Linked DNA regions of Homo sapiens: regions 2 and 3 are each linked to region 1. A link is a loop called in an ENCODE intact Hi-C map of the cell type or tissue named here. Cell type or tissue: heart right ventricle. All regions are shown on one strand. Links, peaks and the distances in the headings refer to the core of each region. The heading gives the core; the rest is flanking DNA. Region 1 holds the start of LINC00656 (long intergenic non-protein coding RNA 656). Region 2 overlaps CD93 (CD93 molecule). Region 3 overlaps LOC124904964 (a long non-coding RNA gene).

The links. Hi-C counts contacts between places; a loop is a spot of excess contacts. Peaks named below come from ENCODE experiments on the same cell type or tissue, not always from the same donor. Only the 100,000 strongest peaks of a DNase experiment are listed, where the experiment ranks them.
Region 2: it touches region 1 in a loop (2.4-fold over the local background); 28 of 110 quality-filtered maps call a loop at or near these places.
Region 3: it touches region 1 in a loop (2.1-fold over the local background); 17 of 110 quality-filtered maps call a loop at or near these places.

The regions. Positions count from the first base shown.
Region 1 is chr20:23,129,182-23,136,539 of GRCh38, forward strand. LINC00656 (long intergenic non-protein coding RNA 656) reads right to left here and starts at 3,455. Exons shown (of 4, transcript NR_034149.1): 1 at 3,318-3,455. RefSeq lists an enhancer at 7,252-7,358. In heart right ventricle, for the core only: no CTCF peak of the experiment used is centred there; a DNase peak (open chromatin) is centred at 3,959; H3K27ac peaks cover 3,463 bases.
Region 2 is chr20:23,075,459-23,082,816 of GRCh38, forward strand. CD93 (CD93 molecule) reads right to left here. Exons shown (of 2, transcript NM_012072.4): 2 at 3,902-7,358. Among named protein-coding and RNA genes, the nearest start is that of CD93, 7.2 kb to the right of the region's middle. In heart right ventricle, for the core only: a CTCF peak has its summit at 3,766; DNase peaks (open chromatin) are centred at 3,683 and 5,163; H3K4me3 peaks cover 1,301 bases; H3K27ac peaks cover 3,412 bases.
Region 3 is chr20:23,058,465-23,065,822 of GRCh38, forward strand. LOC124904964 (a long non-coding RNA gene) reads right to left here. Exons shown (of 2, transcript XR_007067745.1): 2 at 6,675-7,065. Among named protein-coding and RNA genes, the nearest start is that of THBD, 12 kb to the left of the region's middle. RefSeq lists a silencer at 3,768-4,062. In heart right ventricle, for the core only: a CTCF peak has its summit at 3,845; DNase peaks (open chromatin) are centred at 3,358 and 3,842; H3K4me3 peaks cover 648 bases; H3K27ac peaks cover 3,822 bases.

The sequences.
Region 1 (7,358 bases), core at 1,348-6,347:
AGGCAGAGGATAGAGAAATGGAGGGAGGGAAGGCCTCCCAGGGCACAGTCCTTCTCGGAGGCCCCGAGACATGCCTTCTCCCCAGTTACCCTCCAATAAAGGGAATGCAGCACCACAAGAAGACTCAGTGGCACCATCCCTGGCTGCAGAGGGGCCACCCAGCTGCTCACGGTGTCCTCACTCCATTCTCATTCTTTGCCTAATGCTGATGTCTCGCATGGAATATTTTTCTTATCTACTTTGATAAGACATGGAGGTCAGAAGAAAATAGTTCTCAAACCAGAGTTGGCCTAAAACACTACACAGGCTGTAAACCACAGATTTCCTTCTGCATACCATCCCTGCTTCCTCTTCCCATCTGACTGTAAGGGAAAGCAGGAACTCCAGAAAGGGGTCTTTGTAACACACTTCCAGGAGATTTTTCTGCAAGTGGTCTCAGGCCACACTTCAGGAAACAGACTCAGACCATCAGCACTGGAAGGAATGGTGGAGTTTGGCCAGCCCAGTGTTTCCAACTGTGCGGATAAGACCCCTGCCGGGATGACCCTGGGAGAAGAGGTGAGGGTGAGCAGGTGCGTGGGTGCAAGGCCCCTTCTCAACCCAGGCAGGTCAATGTTATGTTTATGTGTTTTTATAGGGGCTTCTGGTAGTATTAGGTATAAGAGGGGTTTCAATGCTTTTAAAAAAACAAAAAGGCTGCAAACCACAAATCTCACCCTACAGTGTCACTCATGGACAGGGCCAGCCGGGAGTGTGAGCAAGACACAGGGCCTTGATGTCAGCCAGACTGTGGCCTGGGCAATGGGGTTGAACTTTCCTGAGACTCTGGTCCATAAAAGGCAGATAACACCTTCCACCTTGGCCTCCAGGGGACAACCCATAGGCCCCCCCGGGGTCAGTTCCCTTCCCTAGTCCAGGACCAAAGGGAAGCCATTTCCCAGTTCCTGGCCCAGGCTCAGTCCACCAAGTATGGTGGGAAGGCAGAGGCACGGAAGGCTTTAGCGGTACCCTCCAGGTGTTTGGGGCATAGCTGGGGTACAGCACGCAGCCTGAGCCCTGTTGAGGCTGCTGAGAGCTGACAGAGTGGGCTTTGCAGGGAGACAGACACGGTGGGCATTCTGAGGAGGTGGACTATAGCAGCAGGCGGAAGCAGGGGGCCTGGAACCAGGAGTGGAAGAGCAGAAGAGTTTCGAAGCAGTGCAGCCTTCTGCTGGGTGTTTTGGGTAATTCTGAAGTTGGGCGTGGACAGGAGGGATGCATGAGGCTGGGCACCCCACACAGACATGGGGCCTAAAAATGCTGGGAATGAGAGTCACATCGGAGGACCCTCCACAGCCCCCGGCACTCATCCAGGCAGTGATGCCTCCAGTTCACACCCTGGGTGGGGGGCAAATGTTAGTATCGACCTCCCTGAAAAGTAGCAAGGAAGGCTTTTTTCTTTTTTTTGCCAAAACTTGCATAAGACTTAGAAAGTTCCAAATGGCTCTTCTTGCTTATCCAGCGCTTTTGGCTGCCTGTGACACACTGTCCCTGAAGCACCAAAATTTCATAAGAGCTGAGGATAAAACCCAAAGAGGGCCACTCTCCAAGTCACCCAACATCCCAGACTTCACACTTCACAGGGTGAAAAGAATGTAGTCTTCTAAACATGATGCAAAGGTGTTAGCAAACTCAGAAGGTCTAAGTCACAGCAAGATTTTCTTTTATTCCACTTCCCTGCCAAGGATTTCAGTGGAACAAAATAAACCAGACCTCCAAACAGCACGACTAAGTGTGAAAGATTCAGTTATCTTTAGGTTTCTTCAAGCAGTATTTGGCAAGCCGCTGTTTTTGGATCACGTATTTTCCACAATAAGTCAATAGATATTCCATTCAAAAAAAGAAGCAAAATGAGTTTGAATGTTTTGTCAAATTATGCTTGAGCATAGCTGTATACTTACCCTGGCTTGGCAATTAAAATATTTATTAGCATATTAAATTCACAAACAACTATAAATAAAGAAACCTGGTTTACTTAAAAGCAGTGTTGTCCATTGGAAAACATGGCATCATGCTATGGATTGAGTGCCCTGTGTAATCCGTAGAGAGCTCACTCTGGATGACTTAAGCTATATTTGAGCACTCTGATTTTCCGTATCTTGATCCAGATGTTTGACATCTCAAGAGGCATGGAGGCCTGGTGTGGTGGTTCAGGCCTGTCATCCCAGCAATGTGGGAGGCTGAGGCAGGAGAATGGCTTGAGCCCAGCAGTTTTAGACCAGCCTAGGCAACAACCTGAGATCCCAACTCTACAAAAAATAAAAAAAATCAGCCAGGCGTGGTGCATGTGCCTGTGGTCCCAGCTACACAGGAGGCTGAGGTGGGAGGATCGTTTGATTCTAGGAGGCTGAGGCTGCAATAAGCCATGTTTGCACCACTGCACTCCAGCCTGGGTAACAGAGGGAGACCCTATCTTTAAAAAAAATTATAATGAAAAATAAAAAAATAATTTAAAAAAGGGCATGGTGTAGCCTGTGCTACTGAAGGGTCCTTTATCTCTGTCAGCCATTCCTAAAGTCCACTAGAGAATAACAAAATATTCTTTTTCCACCAATTGGTATTTATTTCTGTGATAACTGAAGAATTCCGCCACACAAGCATCACCCGGGTCAGCTGCCACAGACAGTGACCATATTTGTGAGGCTTACATGGTGACCAGGAGCTTAAATTGACCTCAGACCTCAAGAATCTCCTGATAATCTGACCACGATTAAAACGTGGCCCACAATCCTTTCAGCACGTGAAATGACTGGCCAGGCTTTCCAAGAATCCCAAAGACTTCAGCCCAAACAAGAAGCTGACCTCTTAGACCAGCAGCAGATCATCCTACCGCGGCCCTTTTCCTTATTTGTTAAGGCCCCGCTTCTTGTCATTATATCGTCAGCACGATTATTCGGTGTGTTTTCTGGTTGTGTGGTTTATGCACTATTTATTTCCTGATTCTTATCTTTTTCTCCAAGAATAGCAGCACAGACATCAAGTCAATTTCAGCATGGATTTATTCTGCCTGGAAGGTGGGTCCCAGTCACACTAGTACAGAGGTGACAAAATCATGTGTGTCCAGCAACTAAGTCCGCAACGCAGTCCCATTTAGTCCTCAGGGAGCTCATATGGCAGAAGGACTTGTTTCCCAGGAGAGGGCCGGGGCCTGGAGCAGGCTGATGGATTGCTCCTCCAGCAGCTGCAGAACTGGGCCTAGGACCGGGGCTCACTCTACCACTCATCTGCCCCGTCTCCATTAGCACCTAGCCTCAGAACAGCATTTATGAAGCACTTACCACACATACCCAGGAAAGGCTCGTGTTCTGCAGTGGTTACCTTACAATTCAGAATGAACTTTGAACAAATCCCTGAAGACAACGAGGCTGGCCGTGGATGTGCAGCTGCCTTGCGCCTTAGTGTGTCATCTGTAAAATGAGGTAATAGCAACGTATGTCTCATGGGTTACTACTGTCAGAGTCAAATGAGGTAATTGTAGGTAACGCCCTTTGCACAGTGTCAGGCACACCATGAGAGCTGGAAAAGCGTTGGCTTTTAACATTCCTCTTATTCTTCCTTTCTGTTTTCTGAATTTCTGGGTTTCATATCGAAGTGTGAAGAGGGATGAGTTTCAAAGGAGGTAGAGAGTCCCTTAAGCTAAAGGTTTTCCTTTGGAGGGCTGGGGGCCAAGAACACGAGAACCTTCTCTATCTGCAGGGCCTGGTCTTGCTTCCACATTGTGGAACCAAGGGCCAGCAGAGAAAGATAGAGACTAACCCCAGCCCCAGGCCCCAGAGGTGGGGGCTCCAGGATCACAAAGACCCCAGCTTGGCTCCGCCTCTCTCTTTCTCAATGCATGAGCAGCAGCACTGAGGGGACTGGGGCTTCCTGGAATTTTAAAAAGGGTTTTTCTAACAATTCCTGGAACTGTGAAGTCAGTGGGGAAGGTCATGGGTGGAGTGAGGTCATGGGCCTAGCTCCAGAAGTGTGCCGACAGATAAGGCGCCTTGGTCTGGGGCTCTCCAGCCTCTAACGCCCAGATGGCTTCCCTCTGGGGCTGCAAAGTTTACAGGAGAGACCAGATGATGGCACTGACAATGGAGGGTGGGTCTCCTCTACACTTCCCACCCCAATAGCTGCCTTTGCCCTAGAGGGGCCCAGACACATTCGTTGGCAGTAAAAGCTTCACCCTCCAGAGCAGAAGGGGAGGCCCACAGGCTTCTCCCTGAACTTCATCATCCCAGTGGATGCAGGGTCGGGGTATTTAGGGCTCTTTTCTAAGGAGCTGCATTAGGATCTCGGCACATTTTTTTCTTTGTTAATTTTGTTTATCTATCAATTCAACTTATTTGGGCTAAGGCCAGAAAAAGATTAGCTGGGATTTAGGGAGCATCCGTATCAGTTTATTGTGACTGTATTATGTAGGCGTCATTGATACGATGCAAACTCACTTTAAATGCCAACAGGCATCAGCAGGTGGAGATAGTAAGGTTAGCGCCCTTCACTAGAAGGCACAGACACTGGTTAGGGAGGGAGGAAGGCAGAGCCAGCAGCCAGCTCCTGTGGTGCCGGTTATCAACCGGTTATCAGATGGGTGCTGTGAGCAACTGATCTCCCTGGCTATGAGTCTGTTCTGGAAAACTGCGGCCTAACCAAGGCTGTCCCGGGCTCTTCCAGCTGCTCAGAGGGAGGGTCCTAAGATCTTACAGACATAGCTAGGTCATGCTTCCCATGTCAATCAGGGCAAACAGAACACACTAACAGTGAACAAGTCCAAGAGGGGATTAAGAAAACAATTCTATTTACAACAGCATCAAAAAGAATAAACATTTGGAAATAAAATTCACCAGCAAGGAGAAAGACTTGGACACCAAAACATTAAAAAAATACCGGCCGGGCGCGGTGGCTCACGCCTGTAATCCCAGCACTTTGGGAGGCCGAGGTGGGCAGATCACAAGGTCAGGAGATCGAGACCACGGTGAAGCCCCGTCTCTACTAAAAATCCAAAAAAATTAGCTGGGCGCGGTGGCGGGCGCCTGTAGTCCCAGCTACTCGGGAGGCTGAGGCCAGAGAATGGCGTGAACCCGGGAGGCGGAGCTTGCAGTGAGCCGAGATCACATCACTGCACTCCAGCCTGGGCGACAGAGTGAGACTCTGTCTCAAAAAAAAAAAAGACCAATGAAATAAATTAAAGAAGAAATAAAGAAATTAAAAGATTTCCTTTGTTCATGAATTGGAAGACTTAATATTGATAATGTGTCAAAACTAACAAGAGTGATCTACAGATGCAATGCAATCTCTATCAAAATCCCAAAGGGATTTGCTGCAGAAATAGCAGGATTCATCCTAAAATTCATATGGAATTTTAAGGGGCCCTGGAGAGCCAAACAATCTTGAGAAAAAAAGAACAAAGTTGGAGGACTCAAACCTCCTGATTTCAAATCATATTACAAAGCTACAGTAGGCAAAACATTGTGGTACTGGAATAAAGACAGATATATAGACCAATGGAATGAAATAGGGGGCCCAGAAATACACCCTTGATTTTCAGCAAGGATGTCAAGACCATTTAATGAAGGAAGGGTAAAATTTTCAACAGATGGTTTGGGAAAATTGGAAATACATATGCAAAAGCAAGAAGTTAGACCTTACCTCATATCATATAAAAAAATTAATTCAAATTGATCAGATGCCTAAACATAAGACATAAAACTATAAAGCTCCTAGAAAAAAACATAGAAGAAAATCTTTATAACATTAGATTTGGCAATGATATAACACCAAAACCAGGTGCTGCAAGAGTAAAAATACTAATAGATAAATTGGACTATATCAAAATTGAAATGTTTTGTGCATCAAAGGACAAAAAATGATAATAAACAATAATAAACAGAGTGAAAAGGCAACCCATTGAATGGGAGAAAATATTACAAATCATATATAGAATAAGGGGTTAATGTCCAGATTATATAAAGAACTCCTGCAACTAAACAACAACAAACAACAACAAAACAATTAAAAAATGTCAAAGGACACGAATAGACATTTCTACAAAGAAGATATACAAAGGGTCAATAAGCACATGAAAAGATGTTCAGCATCACTAATCATTAGGGAAAAGCAAATCAAAACCACACTGAGATACCGCCTCACATCCATTAGGATGGCTACTATTAGACAAACAAACAAAACCCAGGAGTCATAAGTGTTAATGAGCATGTATGGAAATTGGAACCCTTGAGCACCATTGGTAGAACTGTAAAATGGTGAAGCCACTACGGGAAATAATATGGTGGTTCTTAAAAAAATAAAATAAAATTAGAATAAAAGGAAAAGTAGAATTGCCATTTAATCTAGCAATTCCACTTCTGGGTGTATAACCAAAAGAATTGAAATTAGTGTCTCAAAGAGACATTGGTAACCCCATGTTCCTAGCAGCACTAAACACCATAGCCAAAGGTGGAGGCAACCCAGATGCCCATCAGCATGTGACTGGTAAACACAATGAGGCACAAACATGCCGTGGAATATTATTCAGCCTTTGTAAGGGAAGAAATTCTGATGCAAGCTACAAGGGTGAACCTTGAACACATTATACTGAGTGAAATAAGCCAGTCATGAAAAGACAAATAATGTGGGATTCCTCTTAAATGAGGTGCTAGAGTTGCCAACTCCATAGAGACCGAAAGCAGAAGGGCGGCTGGCAGGGCCTGCGGGGAGGGGCGGAAGTCACTGTTTAATGGGCACAGGGTTTCTGTTTTGCAAGATGAAATGAGTTCTGGAGATGGGTTGTACAACAATGTGAATGTGTGTAACACTACTGAACTGAACACTTAAAAACGGTCATGATGATGAATTTTGTTATGTGTATTTTGCCACAATTTAATTCAAAAAATATAAATACACACAAAATGTCTGCACAGAAACCCTGTTTTTGAAGGAAATGCCCTGTATTGTCAGTGAGTCAGACGTGGGCTGTGCTCCCAAACCTGGGTGGATTGTGCCCTCTGTGGCCCATCACTGCAGAGGGTGTCAGTGTGAGGAGGAAAAAAAGGGGAGTGGACAGGCTCTGGGCCACAGGCCCACTGCCCACTGTGGGACAGAGAGTGCTTCCCTGCTCTCAGGAGAAGAGAAAGCATGTTGCTCATGCACATAACACATTCACCTTATAGGGGGCCACTGGACTTCTAGCTTCCCAGACCTGGTTCATCTAAGGGAAAGCCATTTGTAGGGGCAGAAATGTTCCTAACTTCCTGTTCAGGGTCTCTTAATTCTATGGACATGAATGACGGCAAGGGCCATTATGCATTGATTCTGATGTGCAGAGTTCCAGTCTGAGC
Region 2 (7,358 bases), core at 1,085-6,084, 54 kb before region 1:
GCTGGGAAGAGCTCACCTAGTGCAGGCGGGACCAGAAAGGAACCACACCTGCAACCTGAAGCGAAACCTCAGAACTCAACAGAGAATAAGAAAATTGCCAAAGCACTCGGGGAAAAATGGAAAAGAAAAAGAAGGCCGGGCGAATCCCAGCACTTTGGGAGGCCGAGGTGGGTGGATCATGAGGTCAGGAGTTCGAGACCAGCCTGACCAATGTGGTGAAACCCCGTCTCTACTAAAAATACAAAAAAAAATTAGTCGGGCATGGTGGCGTGTGCCTGTAATCCCAGCTACTCAGGAGGGCTGAGGCAGGAGAATCGCTTCAACCCGGGAGACGGAGGTTGCAGTGAGCCGAGATCACACCACTGCACTCCAGCCTGGGTGACAGAGCGAGACTCTATCTCAAAAAAAAAAAAAAAAAAAAAGGAAAAAAGAAAGAAATGGTCCATGAAAGAAAACACATTATTTGACATCAGCCTTCTCATCAGTAACAACGTATGCAAGAAAGCAAAGGCTGGATATCTCCAGAGTTCTACAGGACAACAGTTTAGAGCCTAGAAATCTATGTCTAGGTGAGGCATCATTCAACTTGCGGAAGGGAAAGGCATTTCTGGTCATGCAAGCATGACCTTCTCAGAAAAAGACACAACTCAAAACAAAACACTCCCGTGATAACTGAATCCAACAGTACTGGGAATCAGAGGTGAAGATGAGAAAAAATCAACAAAAACTCATGGCATCCAAGTAGGTTTTGGTTGTAAAAATGTATAACAATAAAAAAATAAAATTCAGATGCAATCCAGGTGGGCAGTGGTGTGGGAATCTGGGTAACCTGAGAGGACAGGAAATAGAAATAACAGATTGCTGGGTATTTTGGGGAATAGAGGGAGGAGATAGCTATTAATTAACACAAGACATTAATAGAAGATATAGGCTTTAGTATGTGAGGTGAAAAAGTAAGACTATTTGAAGAATACAAATAGTCTATATCAATTCCAAAATATTAAGGGAAAAAGTAGATCAAAGAAAACTTAATCAATCTAATAATTGACGAGAGAGAGGCTAGAAATCCCAATGAATCATTATAAATGGAACATATAAAATAAGTCAGTACAAATTTATTAGTAACCTTAATGAATGTGAATAGATTGAATTCTCCCATTAAAAGACAAAGACTTTTGATTGAATAAAAGAAAAAAAAAGTGAAATCCAGCTTTGTTGTTTACAAGAGACAAACATGAAGTGTCACCAGAAGGCTGAATTTAGGGAAAAAATACCAGATATTCATCAGATGCAGCAGAATGAATCGGGTATATCAGTTGTAAAGTCATATATAATATAATTTGAAGTGAAAAGGTTCAAAAAGGTATATTTTTTATTGGTGAAGGATGAAATCTGCCAAACACATATTAGTCCCTTCACCACGCGGCTGTAAATAGAAGACAAAACTGGTGGAAATCCGAGGAGAAGCTGACGAAGCCACAGCCATGGGGGATGAGGGCCTGGATGGAGGCCAGGGCATGAGGACTTGCAGGACGGATGAGAAGGAAAGCAGACAAGGGCGTGACACCCCGACAAACACACGTGGGACAGGAGGCAGCGATTTCAACAATGAAGTAAAACATTTGTGATATAACGTTTTTGGGAAAGCCAGACCCTGGAGAAAGAAGGTAGACGTCCCAATTATTTTCTTCCACCTCACAAATTTCATTATTTCATGATACTTGAACACAGTAGGAGCCCCACAGAGACAGGTCACAGGCTTGGCTTCAGACCTTACAATATGAACTATGTGGACAGGCGTAAGGCCAGTGGCAGAGGCAAGCAGGCTTTGCAGGAAGGTGACAGGAGGGTGCTGGGCCTCACCAAGGCCAGCAGAACGAAGTGGCCTGAAATTCGCACCGGCACGCCCTGAGAAACTCAGCCCTTCCTTCTCAGGCTCCAAGCCCAGCTTTGTGAGACCTGATTGTGACCACCACACCTGGGACATTCCTCTACCCCCTTTTGTGTTCTCTCTCTCTCTTCTCTCCCTCATCTCTCCTTCCTTCTCTTTCCCATTTATTCATTCCCTCCCTACCATTCATTCCTTCCCATTCATTCCCTTCTTTCCTCCCTCCCTCCCTCCCTCTCCCTCCCTCCTCCCTCTCCCTCCCTTCCTCCCTCTCCCTCCCTTCCTCCCTTCCTCTTTTCCTCCCTTCCATCCTTTCTTCCACTCAGTTGAATTCTATGAACCAATTTTAACCACAAGAGAACATCATCATCCAAGTTAATCACGACAAACCTCAAATAGAACCCAACTACCAGAACTCAGAGAGGGACAACCGCTCATGGAGAGTTTGGTGGTGGTTCTCCTGGGGACTCAGGAGAGGGCCTGTGCCTGAGCTGCATGCTGAGCACCCTTAAGTCAATCACAGTTCCGGAAAAATGATTGCACTTGATCTATACCTTTTACTCTCTCTGCCTCTTTCTTCACTTTTTCACTGTTGAGCTGTTCATAATTTCCTCTGAAAAGGGAGAGTTAGGAGGCATTCAGAGGATCTGAAGGGTAAACCCATTAGTCATTCTGTTTCTAAGCACCTGTAATGTCAAATATAATTCAGGGAAAGGCTGACTCCGACTTCTCTGGTTTTCAAGTTTATCATCTCTGCTCTCTGTATCTCCTCTTGCTGAATATACACAAGAGTCAGCTGAGAACTTGATAGGCTCACTCAATGCATGTTCAATCCCACAGAAGGTACATAGTACATGTCTGAGTCTCTCATTGTAATCTGCATTTTGTCTGATGATAGCAACACAAATGTACTCTGCATTGTGCAATAGATATGTGTGCAAATTAATTTTTCTTGGCAAATTATTTGTTTGCGAATGATTTACCTAGCATTTAAGAAATTTTAGTGAGATAGCAAAAGTCACCAAAAAATGTAACCATCACAAGTTGGTGTTTTCTTTCATAGGCTTTTCCTAAATTGAGAAACACTGGCCTCAGGTGTTCCAGTACGACACAGAAGGATGTTAGAACTGTGTGTGCTTGTGGGTGTGTGTCTTGTGGGTGTGTGTTGTGTGTGTTTGTGGATGCATATCTCTGTGTCATGCATGTGTGTGTTTATGTGTGTGGGTGTGTGTGTTGGGGGAACAGCCATGGTTGTTCATATCGAGGAATAATTTCCAAGTGTATGTTGTTAATGAATAGACTTCTAACAGGATCAGCTGCATTTAACCCTAAATAATGGATATTTATTGCAAGTGTCCTGTACCATTAGCATAACAGAGCAGAACCCTTTGTTCTTCTTAAGTCCTGTGCCTTTGCCACAGCCTTTTGCACAATCTTAAAAGCAGGCTGACTCAGAATTGACCACCATCTGCTGTTCCTGACTTGGAATCACCATGAGATTTGTGCAGCCAAACAACCAGCGATCTGATCTGCCTGTCCAATTAGTTAAATAAACTGAAAGGGCTTTGCTGACAAAGTAGTGATAAATGCTCCAATGATAATTATAGAACAGTGTTTTCACATCGCATCCATTGGACATGTTTAATTCTGCGCCAGGCATCACCCATGTAATTTACAAGATGCAGAGAATTAAAGAGTGATGAGGGGGCCATGGATGAGTGGACTCAGCTGCCATGGACACTGGGCGCAGTGCAGCCCAGCCCTCTGTATTCCATGTCCCCAAGGGCAGCACGCTGAGGGGCAGGGTACACATTTGCTGAGGTAATGAAGGAAGGCAGAGCCCAGCGCCCCCTGTCGCCTCCAGCAGGTGCAGGTGCAGAAACTCAGCCACAAGGTACCTTCTTTTTAGCAACTCTTTGAAAGGGGAGATGGATAAATGTAATGACCTTGAAAGCAAGTTCTGCCAGGTATTTCGAGTTGTCGTGAAATATATTAAAACAAGTTCACAATCAATGTGTTTAAGAGTTTATTAGGATAGGCACATAACAGAAAGCTCAAAGGACAACAAAGCTGCACCTTCCTAAAGGCTGACCCTCAAAGCACCATTTTGTTAGAACTCAGAGGAGAAGCTCGATCTCTGAGCCTTCCCTCCTCACAGTTTGGGAAACATGCACAGGATGAAGGTAAATCCTGCATAGAAATCTTGTAATTCCAGAATTAGTCAAACAAATTTGAAATACACACATTTAAAAATACTTACATTCTCATTTAGCATTCATGAAGTGATTACTGACATTTACAATTACATCTGACATCACAGAGCAAGCCTTTGCAGGGATCTAATTCAAGCTTAAGCCAAATCTATGCAAAGAACTTCAGCTCAGAGGAATAGTGGGCAAAATCTGCTGAAAAGAACTGCTTGCCACCTTGCAGATAAGAGCAACAGCACAATAAAGGGATTCCAGAGCTTCTACCTAAAATAGAAGGGCATTATCTACAAGAACAGACCAAAACACAATTTATTTTTAAACAAGCCCTTCAGTGAGTATTTGTCTCAGGAATCTAGTATGAAAATAGTGTCTTTGATTAGTGAATATATGGAGAATTCGGATTATCATCTCTATTTTTAGTTGAGAAAATGCACAAACCATATAGATTTAAACCATGGGTTTTGCAGCCGAAGTAGAGACAGATGTTTTCTGGGATCATATCTCAGATTCCCAAGCTAAAGCTATTGTTCAAGGTGATGGAAATATGTAGGGGGCATTAAACCATTTTGCAGCTGCTAGAAAGCTGTGTTTTCCTGTTTTCCTGATTTAGACAATGGAGAAGCTAAGAAGAGAAATAATAGGAAAGGCTTTCCTATGTTAGTTTTAAAAAGACTGTGTTATTTTTAATTCAATTTTTTTTTGTCAAATCTCATCTCTGTTCTCCTAGTTTTCACAGAAATATTTACAGGAATAAAGGTTGAAACAAAAGTACCTAATGATCATCTCCATCCATCGAAAGATTGCTCAGGGATAAGACACTCAAACAAGGGCTTGTGATGAGGATGGAAAAGACAAAGCAACTTGAAGAGAAAAAAAAATTCTTTTAAACTCAGTTCATCCTGCAAAATGGACATAACACATGCATATAAAGGTTTGACTTTTTAATTCCACTTTTTTGCCTGATCGCAGGGAAGATGGCATGTGGCTGGCCCTTCCTGAAGCCTTGCTCCTCCACCACTGGCTAACAGACAGGCCTCCAGGTGGCCTTGCAAGGCCGACAGTGACCGCAGCCCACTTCCCCACATCCTTAATCAGAGCCTCATGCAGTTCATCCCCACATTACCCAAACATAACGTCGTAGTGCTACACGTAGATGTGTTGCATCATGATGCTATGGCAATGACGATGACGCTTAGGTGTGTGGGCCACCGAAGGCAGAGACCAGATGTGGTTGGTCTTGCCTGGAAGCCAAGCTGTTGAGCAGGGGTGGAGTCCCTCTACAGAGGATGCTCACCAAGTTCTAATGCATTGTCGATAACTGTCCTGCCCTGGTTTTTCTGCATTCCTCAGATTATCTGTGGGAATTGTCCTCCTGCATCCTTTCTCAAATGACAAAGAAGAAAGAAAGAGCAGTGATGGCACCTGAAATTCAGGAATGAGTAGGCATGGCGAGCTGGGTGTGTGAGATGTTCTCTCTTTACATTGTCTGCTTTGAGATGTGGGATGAGGGGAGGGAGAGAGTTGGTCCTGAATATATTCAGTTTTTTCCAAGAGTCTCCCAGAATTATTGACCTATTTGGACAACAAATCTTCATTGTCTTGGTGTCCATCTCCAAGTGAAAACTTCCCCCGTCCCCATGGCCCTGGCTTGTTCTGCTGCTGAACAGGTCACCTGGGCAGAAACACTGTGTCTAGCGAGAAGTTAGCAGGTGGCAGGGTGCACCTCTCCCCATACTGTGACCCTTGGATTCCCCACTGTGCCACGCCCGAGCAAGCTGGGGCCCCTCAGGACAAGGACGATTTGTTAATGGCCTCTTGGCCGGTGGGCATTTGTTTACCCACTACTGTAGCCCCAAGATCCCCCAAACAAGAATTTCCATGCTTCAAAGTAACAGCAAAAATAAACAGGAGAATAAAGCACGTGTTTGAGCCCAGTGGTTTCCATCAGATGCACAACCTGAGCTGTCTGGTTGGGTTGCTGGCTCTCCCCCCGTGGTGGGAGTGGTGTGCAAGAGAAAGCACCACCCAGCAGGAGAGGGACCCAGCCTGCCAGGGAAGGTTTTGAGGAACTGGATTCTTTATCACCCATTTCTCCCCTTGTGGGTTCCACAGAGGGGTTCCATGACCTCCCTGTTGTTGAGAACAGGGCTGCATTCAGAGAACAGACGATGGGCCTGGGCTGTGAGAGCAATCAGAACACTGTGAAAATAGGAGGGCTCGTTGGATCCCAGGAATCATACACAGACTGCGTTGGGGCTGTGGGAAGCCAAGGACAGAAATGTCTCCTTCACCCCAAATGATAAGGGCAAGGATTTTCAAGGCCCAGAGGGAGAAATGTTGCATTTGCATTTATTTAAGTGCTGATGTTGGTCAGCAGCGCATCCAGCCATGTCTTTAGAATCCTCTGAATGGCCAGACAGATGGCTGCTCTCCACACCACAGACTGCCCAGCTTCACACATCACCTAGAGTCTCGTGGCCAAGGAAGTTTTGCCAAATGGACACAGCCTTTGTCTCCCTTAAGTGTTAAACACCAGAGTTCCAACTGAAAACTGGAGACCATGAGATGACTTTAAAAAGAAGTTCCAAATGCCCCATCGAGCCGCACAAAACCTCCATCTTTCCTTTCACTTCCCCTGCCCCTTTAGTTTTCTATTAAAAACAATCTGAACCATAGCATCTATATTTCAAAACTGGCAAGAGTATTAACCCTGCACCTTGTGGCCCTTCAACCACTCCAGAGTGTCACCTCAGAGACCGATGCATTGCTAAGGCAAAACCAGAAACACCCTTTCTCTGAGGCTTTGGGGCCTTGGAGGGAGACACATTTCCTCTGTCTGTTCTCCTGCACAGTGGTGGTAAAAAGCCCACAGGAGACATGAGGCCTCCCAGAGATACTCAGGTAACTTCTAGTGACTCTGACCATCGGTGACCCCCAGGAATGTGTTCCAGTGCCCCAGGCAGAATGGTGCCGTGTCTCTGTGTGTGTGTGTGTGTGTGTGTGTGTGTGTGTGAGAGAGAGAGAGAGAGAGAAAGAGTGCACACTATCGACTACATTATCATAGGGAGAAATATTTGCAAATGTAACTTTTAAAATGAGGATATAATTTAAATGGCTTTGAGCAGTTTTTGCTGTAAAAATGATTTTAGTTAGTCATCTCTTTCCCTCTTCCTTCCCTCCTTACCCCCAATTTTAAGGAAAAGAGACAGAGAACAAAAGTTCCTTAAGCAAACTGCCTGACTAGCTCCCTACTTGGTGTG
Region 3 (7,358 bases), core at 1,390-6,389, 71 kb before region 1:
TGAACAGGCATTTGGGCCATGGGTCCTCTGGCAGTTGGTTGAAGCCCACGGACCCCTTTCTAGAATAATATTTTAAATAAATGTATCAAATAAAACTCACAGAATTACAAAGGAATCCAGTCATATTGAAATGAAATATTAAAATCTCAAAAAGTAGCAAATATGTGATATCAAATATAAGTGCTTCTTTTGGGATATTTTAAAACACAAGTTCTCATGGTGCGCCACCTAAATGCCATAATTTCAAAGTGGTGATCAATGTAAACAATATTTTGAGAGATCTGTGACAACTGTAATGTGGTCTGTGTCTGTGATTTACAGCGATGACAGTCTCTGGTCCTGCTAACACTGCTCTCGGTATTTACCTTGCCTTTTCTTTTCTTTCCTTTTGGAAGGAAAGGATATGCTGTTTCAGGTGCAGATTAGTGAAAATATAGAAGTAATGTTTTCTCCATTCAAGCTGATGAGACCCCTGAATGAAGAACTATTCACTTAAAAGAACACAGAACTATTTCGGTCAGTTCAAGTAGAAGCCTCTAGAATGTTATTGTGTCAAGGTGCGTTTTGCCATGTTAGACTCTCCCTTTATTTTCTACAAAATATTTGTTCATAGCAGATTATATTTTTATTGAAAACAATGCATATTTGAAAGAAATGCTCTTACACTCAGAAACACTGTCCTTGGAAGACAAAGTCCTCACAAGGAAGCCAAGAAATCCACAAGTGTTGTTTGAGAAACGTCAACTGTGCTTCGGCTGTTGGCACACATCTCCTGTGGGATAAGTTCAGGCCTTAAATGTATGCAGGACAAGAGGCTTAAAAGTGAGCATGTGCAGAGAACAAAACCTATTTAGGCAGGAAAATAAGATAATTGGAACTATATATTTTAATGCTATTTTACAGAAGTATATTATAATATATTCTTTAAATGCATGAAATGTGAGAAATTGAACAATGAAAATATCTATCACTAATATAACTGCAAATATTTAGTGCTTGCCTTTAATTTTTTGTGAAAATTAGAGATCTGAACATTTTGTTAGCACAGTAAGTATATTTAATATACCTATTATCAAATTATAACTGATAGATCCAGTGGATGGAAAGCTATGGAAGTAAACACACCTAATATAGAAAGAAATACTACTTATGGTATAGGAGATATATATATATAATTGTTACAGTAGGTAGCTAGTCAGGCCTGAGCATGGCAGGAGAGGGCTCCTCCACCACCAGGAATGTCAGACAACCATCAGATGATGGTCAGGCAGTTGTTAACTGTCTTTCTAAAATAATTTGTTGCAGCCAGTGCCAGGGAAAGCAGTCTCCCTATCAATAGAAGAAACCTCAAACTGGGGATCAGCAGCTTCCAGATAAGATCTCAGGAGCTGGGTAAGTGGGCTCAAGCTTGTGCATTAAGATGCAAAATGACAGAGTTTAATTGGTATATGACCTTCTAGGGACATTTGACTGGCAAGGGAAGAATGCTTGAAGTGAGCATGTGTACAACTCCAGTAAACAAACTGTGCTGGTAGGCCACTGAGCATGTGGACAGCCCATCCCAAGGGAAGAATCAGGGGAGAAAGGATGCAAGACCCCAGAAGTATGCCAACACATAAAACCCCAAGTGAAAAAGTCAAACCACGCACTTGTATTTCAAGTTGGCCACTTGGCCCTCTTCCAAGTGTACTTTCCTTCCTTCTTCCCTGCTCTAAAGCTTTGTAATAAACTTTCAATCCCGCTCGAAAGCTTGCTAGTCTCTCCTTCTGCCTCTCAGCTGAATTCTTTCTTCTGAGGAGGCAAGAATGGAGGTTGCTGCAGACCCATATGGATTTGCTGCTGGTAACATCATTATCTCTGAGTTGAAGCAGCATGATTTTTACTTTCTTCTCTTTCTTATATTTTCTACATGCATTTATTTTATAAGTTAAAGGCTCCACTCCTTCATTAAAAAAAGGTAAAATTATTTTTTGATAATTGAAAATTAGTCAGTTCAAAGTAATGTGGCTGGTAATACACATCGCATTTTTGCAGTCTCTTGCAAAACAGAAGCTATTCTGACTCCCTTGTAGCTCACTAATTTTCAAGAATTTAATAAAAATCTGCTGCCTGAAAGAGCCGCTCCTGTCATCTTGAGAAGGCTGGGGTCTTTGCACCCCCTGAGTTCAGTGATTGCTTCCCCAAAAACACATTTCACAAGAGGATAGACTTTATCACATGGGTTCAGCCGGGCTGTGTCATAGAGACCCATCCCAACTCACCCCATGTTATTACCAGTGAACTACTGAGATGCTAAATCTTTGGCTTCTTGGTTTGAGTTGTGGAAGGACAGATAAACAAAAGTGCCTGCTAAGACCCAGATATCTGGAGGAATTCTGTGGATGCCCTAGAGCAAGGTTGACGTGCCGTGTCTGTCAAGGGCAAGAGAGTAAACATTTCAGCTGCAGGCCTTTCAGCCTCTGTCATAACCACTGAACTCTGCCTTTGTTGTGTGAAAGCAGCAAGCCTGGTGGAGCCCCACAAAATCGGTTATCTACTGCCAGTAGCAAACCTCCCCAAAACTTAGTGATGAGAGCAATGAATATTGAAACCCTGGTTATCTGACCAAGTCAGTATTGGACAAATTTGCACAGAGATCTTTTGGTGATTTGCAGAAGCTGGTGCAGGCAGACTTCTTATTTTCATCAATATCTAGCTCCATCAGGACTGAAAACTGCAGACTAGCTACTCTAGACTTCTGGTGGCTGAGAACAAGCCTGCAGGATGGCTTGACAGCTCTGGGTAAACTGTCTGAGAACATCTTCAGCTTGGGCAGAACAGCCTTCCAGGAATGAAGATGTCACAGAGAGCAGGGTGCTGGAGAGGGCTTTACTCTGAAGTAGGGGCGGCCAATATTTGATCCCATCATTCAGAAATCCCTCTTCTACCCACAGGCCTGGCAGTGACTGAGGCTCCATCTAGCTCTGGGAGAAGAGGAAGGGAGTGGCTTCCCACTGGGGGTGCCTCAGACCTCGCTTACCTCCACCCATAGCTGGTCCACCCACCATGGGTGCTCAAAAGTAGAAGGAAGGATGGGGAAACATTCAGTCCACGTCCAAATCATCGAGAAGACTTTTCAGATTGGGAATAATTCCGAAGCCAGATCCCAGCAAGGCACTGCCAAAAAATGGCTCTCTGGGGTTTATTTTCCTTTGGAAAGGACTTTTGGGACATACGGCAAGAGGGAGCTTTCTGGGTCCCTTAAAGGGCCCTGCAGGAAAGAAGGGCAGTGGGACGCATTGTCTGTTCTCCATAGACAATAGGGCAGACTGCTTCCTCCTTGGGACTGGTAGTTACGTTTATGTTTCTGACAACCAGCTGGCCACTGAAGAAGCGTGGAGCCAACAGCTGCAAGGGATAATTTTGGCAGCATCACCCACGGTGCAAATTTAAAACTCCAGCTGGTTCTACTGCAAGCAGAATAAACACAAACAGCTGATAATAAGTAAATTCAGAACTTGAAATATGCCAGAGACACTTTATAGCCCTCTGTTTTCTCCTAGTGTGCACTCTTTGTGCTCTCATCCTGTGGTCTTGAGCGTGAACATCATTTTCATATTTTATCTTGCTATCTAAAAGTTTTATTTATTTGGGAAATAAGTAGGCTCTGAATCTGGGGGGAAAATAGTTGTCAAGAACCAAATATTTGGCTTCCTGTTTCCCAGAAAGTGTTTGCTGCTGTTTCCATTTCTGGCCCAACATTTTTCCAGAGTTGAAAATGTCATTTAAATGAGTCAGTCCCCGGGGCTCAGAAGCAATGATAAAGATGTGGACATGGCCCCAGAACGTTGGAGCACTGCTGCCTCTGGTGGACTGAAGGGCAGCTGGCATTAAAAACAGGATGTTCCTGCTGTGATACAGGCAGAGGAAGAAGAAGGGTATGCAAACCAAGGCAGTCCCCTGCAGCCTTGCCCCTCAGTGTGTGGTCCCAGACCAGCAGCATCACTGCACCTGGTAGCTTGTTAGAAATGCACAACCTCTGACCCCACCCCGACCTCCTGCATCAGAATCTGCCTGTTGACAAGGTCTTGGGGAAAAGGGTATTGGGGAATTTGCTGCACACACACTCCGCTGGGCAACCCAACGGCCTCAATGAGACCAGCCTGCACAGGATTCTACCTGCCTTCCCCTACCTTCCACCACAGTTTCAATGATCCTCTTAGGAGTATGAAAAAGGAGTGGCCAAGATTGTCAGCATCAGCTTTTATCTTCTCTCTGTGAACACATATATCACTTACCAACTTGTCAGAAAGGCAGATTCCTGGGCCCTAATTCAAACTTCCTGAATCAGAAACTCTGGGGATTGGGCCCAGCCCTGTGGGTTTTAGCAAGCTCTCCAGGGCATTCTGATGCACAGGTTTGAGAAACAACTGGCTCATTGTATGTGAGGCATGAATGAAGTGGCCTCCCAGGCTCTGCTCACATCCTCACTACCCTCATCTCTTCCTCCTGGGCTTTCCACCTTGGGTCCTGGCTCTACCAACTCTTCCTTGGATCCTGAATCTACAGTTTCTACCTGCATGGGCACAAGTATCACAAACCTTATCCTGATGGGATAGTGGAACTCCACCTTCAAGCCAAGATAAATGTAATTTGTAAAATTTTTGCACAGACAGGAGGTGCAGAGGACATTGTTATCATGAAGCTGAAAGTCATGCAATAGGATGGAAAGGAGGAAGACTGAAGGAATCCAAGATGCTAAAAGTATTAAGAATTCATAGCCCAACCTCATACTGTTGGGCTATGAGTATGTCAACCTCATACTGTTTTCTGCAAAGAAACAGAGATAATAAGTGCTTTAGGTTTTGCAGGCCACTTGGTCTGTGCTGCTGTAACAGGAGACCAGCCGCAGACCATATATAAACGAATGGATGTGGCTGTGGTCCAATAAAACTTTGTTTACAGACTTTGAAATTTTCATAATTTTACATGCCATGAAATATTTTTCTTCTTTTGATTTTTTTCTGACCATTAAAAAAATGCAAAAAAGCCATTTTTAGCTCACGCACCATACAGAAACAGGCAGTGGGCCAGAGTGGGCCTGCAGGCCATAGTTTTCCAAACCCTGCCCTACAAACATTAATAAAGAAAAAAACTTAGAAGATGCAGGACTTGCTTATGAAAACTTCCTCTACTTCAAAAAAGATATATATAGAGAAGAAAAAAACCCAACCACTAAGAAGCATTGTATTCAAATGCAAGAGACAATGGTGGGAAAAGCCCTCTTTGTCTTGTTTCTGTCCATTGTGGATGTTTCTTGTCACTGTTGTGGAATTATGGTGAGTGAAAGAGAGGGCGTTAAGAAGGAAGAGAAGAGAAAGGAAAAGCAAAATACAGTGAGTATTTAGGAAGTTGTAGAAGGCAAAGTAAGGACTGAAATGACCACAAGCTTCATATTACAAGGAGAGAGAAAAATGTGGTTCTGTTCTTTCAGTTAAAGAGAAAAACGCTTCCACCTTACTCCCCAATAGAACCACAGATCTCAGAGTTGGCTTGGCTGAGACCAGGCCTATTGGATTCTTGGCTTCCGGTATCATGCAGCTTCTGGTAAGTCAATGTGTTTGACATTCCTCCACACTCTAGACTCCCCAGCTCCCAAGGAAGGAACACCACCTTTCATCTTCCAGGTCATTTCATTCTGCTATGAAGGTGTTTCCATCTCAAAAATTGGTAGTTCATATAAAGCGGGCAAATGGGCGCCATAGTCACCACCTTACAGACACTGCACTCATTTACACACCATTTTGCATACATTTGTTCTGACTGCTCTTCAGTGAGAACTTCATTACTTTTATATTACAGAATTGTTATACTTTTAAAAAACTTTAAATATCGGTCATTTGTAGTGAGCAGCTTAGTATTTTCCGTGATGGAGTGTAATAGTTTTCCATTGCTGCTGTGGTTAAAAACAACACAAACGTATCATCTTAGAGCTCTGGAGGTAAGAAGTCCAAAATTGGGGCACCATCAGGGCTGCTCTCCTTCTGGAGAATATAGGGGAGGATCCTTTCCTTATCTGTTCCAGAGATCACCTTTATTTCTTGACCTGAGGCTCCTAGCTCCATCTTCAAAGCCAAGAGCATACACAGCATCTTCTCACCTCTCTCTCTGACCTCTGCTTCTGTGTCACATCTCTAACCCTTCTGCCTTGATATTCCATCTTTTAAGGACCCTGTGATTGCATTGGGCCAACCAGGCTGAGTCATAGAGGCAAAAGCCAATAAAGGATTAATAACAAAACCAAAGGGAAAAAAATCCTTTGACAGAATTGCCCTAGCATGTCTGGTTTAGCACGTGAGCAAATACAGCATTTGGGCTGCGTCTTATGAAATCTTAATGGCTTGTGAATGAAATGAGTTAAAACTATCAACCATCTCTCGCTGAACTGAGCTTAGTGTTCCCACTTAAGAAATTCATTTCTGAATTTTATTAAATTTTTAAAATCTCACTAAAACTATAGTCCTGTCTGCTGATTTCTAGGGTAGATGGCCCTGATGATGTAATAAATCCTCTTCATCAAGAATGTCTTGGTCATTTGTATTTCTGGCACTGTAGTCCTCACAGTAGAGCATCGGTCCTTTGTCATCTAAACAAAACTCACTTGGATTTAGCAGCAAGAACTTTAAGGACTCTGATTGTCGGGGCTGTGATCCTAAGCTTGAAAGGATCAGTTTATTAGCAATATCTCACACTCTTTTTTTTTTTTTCATGTTGAGCAGTAGAATATAAGAGATGATAATGAGGAAATGGAAATTAAAGACGTGTGCGTGTGCCACTCCCTGCAGATTCGGTTTATACCATGGCTCCAGGAGTCACAGAGCGTTGGACACAGCAGGATGGGTGGTCTGATCCCAGCTATTTGCAGCCCACACAGTGATCAGGGGATTCTTTATTGGTCACTTTTTTTTCTTTCTCTCTACCAATTAATGTTCCTTGTTCTTGATCCACCCCTTTGAGCCAAACAACCATTGAAAAGATGGAAACATCATTTTCCATGAAAGTACACATCTTGAACCCTGTTATAACCTGAAACAGAAAATGTAAAAAGCTGCTGTCAGTTCCTCCTTCAGTTTCAGAGTGCACACAAAGCCCTACTGTCAAACTTAAACAATGTTTATAGTGAAAAGAAATGATTAGAAGCAGGAAGGCACCACAGGGAGTAACAATCCTTCATGTTTGGAGGGATTTTATTTGCTTTAGCAATCTGATGGAAGGAAAAGAAAATTCCCATTATCAGGAACATCGCCCATCGGAGTGCCTAGTAATAAAAGTGTCAGCACCAATAATGTTATTAAAAGAAAACACTTTCTAGGTTCTGC